Regions from separate parts of the Homo sapiens genome. Here region 2 is linked to region 1. The links are chromatin contacts, found by Hi-C in ENCODE. All regions are on one chromosome and are shown on one strand. Each heading gives the region's core, a stretch centred on a gene start or an enhancer-like site at or near the end of the contact. The rest is flanking DNA. Distances are from core to core; before and after follow the strand shown. Region 1 holds the start of ZNF614 (zinc finger protein 614). Region 2 holds the start of ZNF304 (zinc finger protein 304).

The links. Hi-C counts contacts between places; a loop is a spot of excess contacts on that map. Pooled maps may share reads with other maps.
Region 2: a loop to region 1 is called in a pooled map, with 10 times the contacts of the local background. The contact joins the promoter of ZNF304 here to the promoter of ZNF614 in region 1. A Hi-C loop is called at or near these places in 4 of 50 pooled maps.

What each region holds. Positions count from the first base shown.
Region 1 is chr19:52,025,795-52,030,555 of GRCh38, reverse strand. ZNF614 (zinc finger protein 614) reads left to right here and starts at 2,177. Exons shown (of 5, transcript NM_025040.4): 1 at 2,177-2,314; 2 at 4,595-4,761. It overlaps LOC112268244 (a long non-coding RNA gene), which reads right to left and starts at 4,157. Exons shown (of 2, transcript XR_002958414.2): 1 at 4,018-4,157; 2 at 776-3,444. RefSeq lists enhancers at 1,690-2,449, 2,920-3,690.
Region 2 is chr19:57,348,129-57,352,889 of GRCh38, reverse strand. ZNF304 (zinc finger protein 304) reads right to left here and starts at 1,619. Exons shown (of 3, transcript NM_020657.4): 1 at 1,193-1,619. The coding sequence starts at 1,225. RefSeq lists enhancers at 1,317-1,386, 725-1,583, 1,537-1,626, 1,584-2,443.

The DNA of each region.
Region 1 (4,761 bases), core at 928-3,427:
GTTAAGTGCTAGGAAGAAATATAAAGCCTGGTAAGTTCATAGATTGTAACCTGAGTTATTTTAGGAAGAGTTTTCAGGATAGGCTTTTCTGTGCAGATATAATTTGAACCAAAGCCTAAATATACTGTGGGGACACAGCCATCATATTTTTAAGTCCAGAACACTATAGAACTTTCTAAGTGTTTTCTTTGGGGTTCCTGCCTCAGCATTCTCTGAGAAGCTTGTAAAAGAAGGCAAATTCTTGAGTCACTCCCCAGACATTCCAAGCTAGAATTTCTGGGGATGGGGTTCGGACTCTGCATTTATAAAAAGAGCCTTCTTAAATTTGAACATCTCTGCCCTAAATTGTGGATTGGTGCTCCCATCACCATTCCCACACTGTAACAGGATGGATTCAGGGCAGATTGTCTCCAGCAATGAATCAGACAAAAGTGCTCCACCAACCAGGCCCTTGAATCACCTTCCTTGTCCCGTGAATCAGCACAGCCTGCCACGGCAAAGTTTTATCAGCCCACTCCTGGAAATGATCAGTGAAGGTCCCATCATGGGCTGCTCATAGTCCTGTGGACCAGGTGCTAAACTTACCTACCAGAGATTAACATTCCAGATGAACGGGGCTGAAATTTAATCCTGGATGGAATATGTTATAACACTCAAGAAATACGAACATGAAATTCTTATTCTCTAGAAATTACAAAACGTAAGTAAAATGAAGAAATTTTAAGTCACCATAATTGTACGGAACAGTCAAATATTGTTAGTATATTCTCCAGAATTTTTCAAATGCATGAGCATATTTATTTTCTGAAAGAAAACAGCCTATTTTGCATTTATCATGCCATGAACTTATTATACATCATCATACCTATTTTCTAAGATCAACATGTTTTATAATATATTCATGATTATGGTACAAAGATAGTAAAATTAAGTATAAATTGGGAATATTTTTCAAGTAAAAACATGGCATTCTCTACCTATGAACACAAACAATATTAATTCAAACTAAATGTCTTGTTTAACCAATCACAATTTTCCAAAAGATGTTTATGATTTCTTCCAATAACAAGACCATAAAATATATACTATCCTGCAGATCATTTTTTTGTCCTCTGACAAAGTTTTCTTTTTTATAAAACAATTGTAGCATATTCTTTTAAATTGATATATACTCTTACAGTTCAGCAGATGTTCCATAATTTACCAAAGTATTCATCTCTCATTGTAATTCCCTTTTTTTGTAAATTACAAAAGTTGTGGTTAATATTAAGACAGATTTGCCTAGATAGCTTTTAGAATTGCTGTGTCAAAGAAAACGAAAAAATTAAATTGGCTCTAGGTTGCCTTCCAAAAATACAATATTTACTTAAATCTTCTACAGTTACAACGCCAACATCTGCAAAAATAGAACTAATATTTTTTAAGTGTGACTTTTTAAAAAATCTGGAAACATTGCAAAGTAGGATGATCGCATTCTAATAATTTCATATTCTTAAGTGCCCCACTGTCATCTTCCTTTACTTCTGGAAGGAAACATGTAGATATTAACACAGTTGCACCTTCACCTCCTCATCCCCTTCCCCACTGGCAGTGGTTTTAATAGCAAGCCCCATGTGGGTATTAGCATTTAATGGAGCATCACTCCTGTTCTCGGCTTCGTCCATTCAGTCAGAGTCTAATCTAACCCACAAAAGCCTTACCCAGCCCAGAACCCCCGCCCTATCCCCAAATCTAACACTTTCAGTGACCACTGGTTTTGGCAACTCTGTGACCGCTTCCTGGCCAGCACCGTGACTTCTTCAAACCTTGTTTATTTTTCCAAATTGTCCTGGATATGAGCATCTTCTCTGCCGTACGGCTGCTGCCTTCCTCTAAGATGGCCGTGCCCATGGTGCTCCAGCTAAGGCTCCACTCTCAGCTATAATGGGCACAAAGGGCGCCGCCATCTTTTTTCCACAGCAGGCTGAATAGAATGCCACTGCGCCGTGTTGGCCTTGGCTGGGCACCCGACTCTTGAGTGTCCCTTGCAACGAAGAGAGAAAGGCACTGAGGTGACTAAGAGTGATTCCCACAGCCATTATGGCCGCTCCTGTCAGAAACGCTGCGATGGGCGCAGCCCTGTGACCTCATAGAGCGGCGCCCGCAGTCTGAACTCGCGATCCCGGGCAGGCTCCGTGGTCCTCGCCTCGCTTCACGGTCTTTACCGCTCAGCTTCCCGGAGTCCGCGCAGGAGCGCGTCTGAATAGGAAGCGTTTTCGGACGTGGATGCGGCGTTTTGTCGCTGCCAGTGGTGTCTGGAGAGGTTCGGGCTCGGGTGAGTCGAGTTCTGGGCATGGACTCGCGGCCTGTGGGTCTGTGTACCGATGGTGCGTGGAGCGTCCTGATTGGGGCTGTATTTGAACGCAGTCGCTGAGGAAGCGGGGCGTTAATGACGGGTCCTTTGGCTGTAGGGATGAAGAGTCTGAGGAAATCAGCGACGAGTCCGACTCTGTCTGGGTCTGGGGCCCTTGTGAGTCACCCTTTACGGGTGTTGGGCTGGGGGACGGTCAGGTCTTTCCCTTCCCATGAGGCCCTATCTCAGGCTATCACATGGGATATTATCTTTCCTGAAGAATATAACATGTGCTCTTGAAAAAAATGTTTATTTTACTGCTGTTGAGTGCAGTGTTAAATGTTCGTTAAGTCTAGTTGGTTGATAATGTTGTTCAAGTTTTCGGTATCCTTGCTGAGTTTCTATTTGTTTTCTTTATTATTGCAAGTAGGGTAATGTAGTCTTCAATTATTATTGTTGAATTGTCTAATCCTCTCTCATTCTGTTTTGCTTCATACGTTTTTAAATTATCATATTCTTATATATACACCCTTATATTATTATTGCCAGCCATTGTAACCATTGTTGCCACTCACCTAGGCCTTGGTGTCCAGAGTTTTATTGGATATCAGTTAACACACACACACACAATTGACTGCCTATGAGGCTGACTTCAATCTCCAGCTCCTCCAGATATCAAACTAATACCACGTGGTCCAAGGTCTCCCACAGTAAATCACATTATTAGGATAGACAATTTGGCATGGCTTAAATTGCCCTGATAACCAAAGACAGTTTTATCAAGCAGCGTATTCCAAAGGCTTAGAGTTTGCCTCATAGGAACTGTGGGCAAAGGACAAAGCTCTCTTGGGTAAAGTTACTCCTTTAGCGCATAATGTGAAATGAGACAGTTCTTGTGATTTGCTTAGTACATTGGTCTTGACACGAGGTATGTATACCCAAAGAGCTTACAGAGACTTTCGAACCAGTACATGGGCACACGTGGTTTTTAAAGACATTCTTGGAGCCTTCCATGTGTTCTCTTTCCTAAAATTGATCTGTCTGAGAATTCACCTTGAAGGGGGCCACCCCTCCACAACCTGTGGGTGTTTCTTGTCAGGTGGGATGAGAGACTGAGAAAAGAAATAAGAGACAAAGTATAGAGAAAGAAAAGTGGGCCCAGGAGACCAGCACTCAGCATACGGAGGACCCACGCTGGCACTGGTCTCTGAGTTCCCTCAGTATTTATTGATCACTATCTCTACCACCTCGGAGAGGGGGATGTGGCAGGACAATAAGGTAATAGTGGGGAGAGGGTCAGCAGGAAAACATGTGAACAAAGGTCTCTGTGTCATAAATAAGTTTAAGGAAACGTGCTGTGCCTTGATGTGCACGCACACAAACATTTCGGTACAATAAAGAGCAGTATTGCCACCAGCATGTCTCACCTCCAGCCCTAAGGCGGTTTTCTCCTATCTCAGTAAATAGAACAGACAATGGGGTTTTACACGGAGACATTCCATTCCCAGGGACGAGGAGGAGACAGATGCCTTTCTCTTATCTCAACCGCAAAGAGGCCTTCCTCTTTTACTGATCCTCCTCAGCAGAGACCCTTTACAGGTGTCGGGGTAGGGGACGGTCAGGTCTTTCCCTTCCCACGAGGCCATATCTCAGGCTATCATATGGGGAGAAACCTTGGACAATACCTGGTTTTCCTAGGCAGAGGTCCCCGCGGCCTTCCGCAGTGTATTGTGTCTCTGGGTAGTTGAGATTAGAGAATGGTGATGACTTTTACCAAGCATACTGCCTTCAAGCACGTTTTTAACAAAGCACATCCTGCACAGCCCTAAATCCATTAAACCTTGAGTCAACACAGCACATGTCTCTGCTAGCATAGGGTTGGAGCTAGGGTTACAGATTAACAGCATCTCAAGGCAGAAGAATTTCTCTTAGTACAGAACAAAATGGAGCCTCTTATGTCTACTTCTTTCTGCATAGACACAGTAACAGTCTGATCTCTCTTTCTTTTCCCCAGACACCTGCCTCTGAGGCATTGTGCTGTGCTGGTTCTGCTTTCCCACCTTCTCTATAATAGTCATGCCACTTCTACTTCACAAAAGAAAGGCATAGATTTCACACATTTAGAACCATGAAAACCTCTGAGGCAGCAAATAAAGGAACTGTTAGAAATATTAGGGTCTTTTATTTAAGGTAAGTGCAGAGCAGCAGTGACAATGTCTGGACCCAGGGTTAATGTACACTGAAAGCCATTTTGTTTATCAGTCCTCAGGTCCTGGCTCCCAGAAGCAAAATAACTCAAGTGAAGCAATGAAGGAAGAAGAAGGAGGTTGCTGGCCTTGGATATCATAATTTCTGGGGACAACTTTAAGTGGACACTAATATTTCTGACTAGGAAAACTTCAAAAACTTCATGGCAAATGCAGAAGAGA
Region 2 (4,761 bases), core at 370-2,869, 5.3 Mb before region 1:
CTATCTCAGTTGATGGCATTTTCATAATTTTACCAGCTACAGCAAAAACAAACCAACCTTAGGGTCATCCACGACTCTCCTCTCTTTCACCTTTCGCATCAAAAAATCCAATCACCCTACTTTAAAAAACAGAAAATTTACCAACTTCTCTCACCTCCACAGCCACACCTCTAGACCAGACACCATCAACACTACTGCAGTAGCTGCTCCCTCATGCTCACAGTCTGTTCTCAACCTGAAAGCCAGAGAGAGCATGTTAAAATCTGAGTCAGATCATCTCCCTCCTCTGCTCCAAATCTCCCACGACTTTTACCACACTCAAGACACCTCGGCCAGCCATTCCTGCCTAACTCCTTCCTCTGATACCTGTTTCCAACAAAGGTAATTAAGACCTGAGATTCCCTGAGCGCTCCAAACTCAATCCTACAAGCATTTGAGCGTACCTGTTCCTAGGTCTGATATACTTTTGCAGTACTCATCCCATTGGTCGCCAGGTGGGGACTTCTCCACATAACTCCATACAACTCATGGCCTGGATTCAGGACACTAAACTAGAAATGACCTCCATTCACTGCCCCCTGTCTCAAGTGAAGACAGTCATGTGAAGAATCCCAGGATATCATCACTATGTCTCATCAGAGAATCTGGTCAGCCTTCCTTATAAAATACATACAAAACCCAAAACCCATACATTCTCTAACCTCTGCTGCCACCACTCTGGCCCAGACCATCAACGCTCACCTGGACTATTTCAGTAGACTTCATCTTGATCTCCCCGTCTACCCTATAATCCCTAGTCTACCCACTCTGCAGCCAGAGGGAGCCTTTTAAGAACTGCGTCAGAGGACCTCCCTTCTCTGTACCAAACCTTGCATGACTCCCAGCACCCTCAGAAGAGAGGACCAGCTCCTCGGGCGGCCATTCCAGGCCTACCTCTGACCCCCTAGTCCCTGTTCTCACCAGGCACAGAGAGTTCCCGGAACTCCCCAAACTCATTCTCCTCTCCATGCATGCATTTGTACGAACTGCCCCTGCGCCTTCGAGTCCGTTCCACACCTTATGCCACTGATGAGGGGAGCGGAACCCCTCCACATAATGCGACGGAGTGAGCACCCTGAAGTGCGCGATGAGAGCGAACATCCCAGGACACACCAACCAGGCCGGGGTGCGCTTGAGGGATGCCCCCACTCACCTGAACCCGGTCCATCAGCACCGCCGCTGCCATGAGAAGCGGATGAACAGTCTGTGCCCTGTGGGCTCAGCCGAAACCCCACGCCTCCACCGCGCTGGACGCCCTCGGGCTGAGTGTAGCACTCCAAGTCTCAATCTACCCGGTGTAAAAACGCTCACAAGACTAAGGCGGCTGCTTCTGGGGGAGACAAGGACAAGAGGACGTGTGTGGAGGCCTCGGTAAGAGCCCAGCCCCGGCAGACACCTCCGCGAGAGGCCGCCCGTCCCACGACAGGGGTCATGGATTGTAACAAAAGCGCGAAGGAAGGTCCTGCAGTCTTCACTGTCTTTCTTTGCTAGGTTCCACGAGAGCCGCGTAGAAAGCCGACCCGATCTCTAGAACTCAGCCTTCACAACCAGAATGCACGGACCGGGCATAGGAAAAATACGTCACGACGGCGACGCCAGAAGTCTCGCCCCTGCAGCCCAGAGCAGCAGGAAACGCCCAGTTTCTGGGCTGTCATTGGCTGCACGCCGGCTAACAATGAGCTGGGCACAGATTTCTGGGTAACGTAGTTTGTACCCTGCATCCAACCAGGCAACGAGCGCCTTTCGGGTTCTCCCGGATGTCTGCCAAGAGGCGTCGTGCAGGGAGGGGGAGAAAAGACTGGGAAAACGATATCTCGGAGGCCACAGCTGCTTTTAAAGGGTATGCACCCTGATTTCCATGGCCACCTGGGACAATGCCACGCCACTGAAGTCGCCAGCAAGGGACCCATTCTTCAATCCTGCTTCTGAGGCCCTGGGAAACCTGCTTCACCTCTCTCAGATTTGGGGATTGAAACGTATTAATAAATTGAACGTTGTCTGTATTTCGTTTGTGGGCCTTTTTGTAAAACATTGAATGTCCTTCTAATTTTTCTAACATATAAAGAAAAGAGATGTAATTAGCTACCTTTCTGCTGGCTGTACAGGAAGCATGGTGCCCGTATCTGCTTCTGGTGAGGCCACAGGGAACTTTTATTCATGGCGAAAAGTGAAGGAGGAACTTACATGTAACATGACGAAAACATGAGCCTCTTCTAATTCATTGCTTCCCAATTTGATATGTAGTTTTACAGCATCAGCTTCACTATGAACTTAAAAAACCTGTGAATTCTTGGACCCAACCTATACCTTCTGATAAACTCTGGGGATGGGACCCTAGCTGAAGTTCAAGAACTGGAGGTCTTTTAAAGTCATTAGCCAAAAACAAAACAAAACAAAAACAAACAAAAAAAAATCAGTAAGATGAAAAACACTACAACCAACCTCATTAGGAATATGGGAAGTGAGGTAAAAAGTACTTAACACCAGGCCTGGCACATCGTGCTAAATACATACAAGCTGTTATCAGTCTTCCTCAACACAAGGTTCTCACATACACTGCTTTAGGAAGATAAATCAAAGATCCACCTTTTCAGGATCAGTGTGATTTTGAAAAAAAAAGAAAAAAGTACAATTATTCCCTCACTCATCAAATAGCATCATAGATAATAGTTATAATTTTTTTTTGAGACAGAGTTTCACTCTTGTTGCCCAGGCTTAAGTGCAATGGCACGATCTCAGCTCACTGCAACCTCTCCCTCCCAGGTTCAAGCGATTCTCCTGCCTCGGCCTCCCGAGTAGCTGGGATTACAAGCATCCGCCACCATGCCCGGCTAATTTTGTATTTTTAGTAGAGATGGGGTTTCTCCGTGTTGGTCAGGCTGGTCTCGAACTCCTGACCTCAGGTGATCCAACTGCCTCAGTCTTCCAAAGTGCTGGGATTACAGGTGGGAGCCCCTAATGGTTATAATTTTTGCACAAAAGCACACCAATATATCAATAGACTCATTTAATTGAAAAAAATCACATGCAAGAGGGTTTCATAAACTACAGGTAGGTCTATCGTCCAGAAGACACATTCTTATAGGCTGTATGATTCAAAACACAGAACTATCAAGACTAATTGCTCTTCATAATTTTTAACTCCACTGTCCACTTAAGAGTCACTGTAGTTAAAATTTTATAACCTGGTTTATTTTATGAGATGACATAGAAATAATTCATATCTTTGAGAAAAAATATATATACACACATACACACAGCATTTATATATATATACACATGTAGTTTATATACACACATACATAATTATATATATGTATAATATAAATTATCTGTCTCCACTCAAAGCCAATATAAATTTAGGTGTCAGGAACACATGGAATAACATACGGAGTCAGTTACAGATATAACTGCCAGCAGATTTCTATGCACGACAAATGCACTGGCTAAGAAAAACTGAAATAAGACTATTTGAAGCCCAAAATGAGAAATTTAATGGATAAAAATAACTGGCATAAAATAACACTTTTAAGATCCTTCTTAAGGTTGAAGGAAAGTGATCCCAGGTGATGGTCTGTGATGATAGAAGAAATGAGGATCTGAGAGAGGAGTGCATCTATGGATTAATGAGACCACTCATTATCTGTATAAAATATTAATACTGTTGGGCGCGGTGGCTCACGCCTGTAATCTCAGCACTTTGGGAGGCCAAGGCAGGCGGATCACGAGCTCAGGAGTTCGAGACCAGCCTGTCCAACATGGTGAAACCCTGTTTCTACTAAAAATACAAAAATTAGCCAGGCGTGGTGGTGGGCGCCTGTAATCCCAGCTACTCAGAAGGCTGAGGCAGGAGAATCACTTGAACCCGGGAAGCGGAGGTTGCAGTGAGCCAAGACTGTGCCACTGCACTCCAGCCTAGGCAACAGAGTGAGACTGCATCTCAAAATAAATAAATAAATAAAAATTAAAATAAAAAATAAAATAAAATATTAATACTTCTGGAAACAGAATGGTGGAATTACCATGCATATCCTCAATAGTATATAAACTCATATGGGCAAATTAACTAACATATAAGTTTCTTATATTTCTTGAGGAGAGCAAATACATTAACTCTATAATGTATTAAATAACTGTTTTAAAGCTTAAACATTAACTGAATCAGAGTATATATCTTACAAATTTAAAGAAAATGTAAATGTAAAGAAAACATTACAAAAAATAAAGTACACACAATAAGTAAGGCAAAGAAAAGCACACACACAACCAGAGGATGTATATAAACCCAAATATATCAGCTATCTCATGAAATGAGTATGGAATAAATTCTTAAATTAGCACTTAGTAAGTTTTGATGTGTTAAAAATTTCCAAAAGGCCAGGCACAGAGGCTCATGCCTATAATTCCTGCAATGTGGGAGGCTGAAGCAAGAGAACTGCTTGAGGTCAGGAATTCTATTAATAGATCAGCCTGAGCCACGTAACAAGGCCCCATCTCTACCAAAAAAAAAAAAAAAAAAAAAAAAAAAGTAATAGCAGGGTGTGGTGGCACAAGCCTGTAATCCCAGCTACTCAGGAGGCTGAGCCAGGATGATGACTTGAGCCAAGGCTGCACAGAGTTCTGATGGTGTCACAGCACTCCGGCCTGGGAGAGACAGTAAGACCGTCTCTCATAAAGAACAAAAACAAAAAACAGTAGTATGGGTACAAGAAACACTTGTAG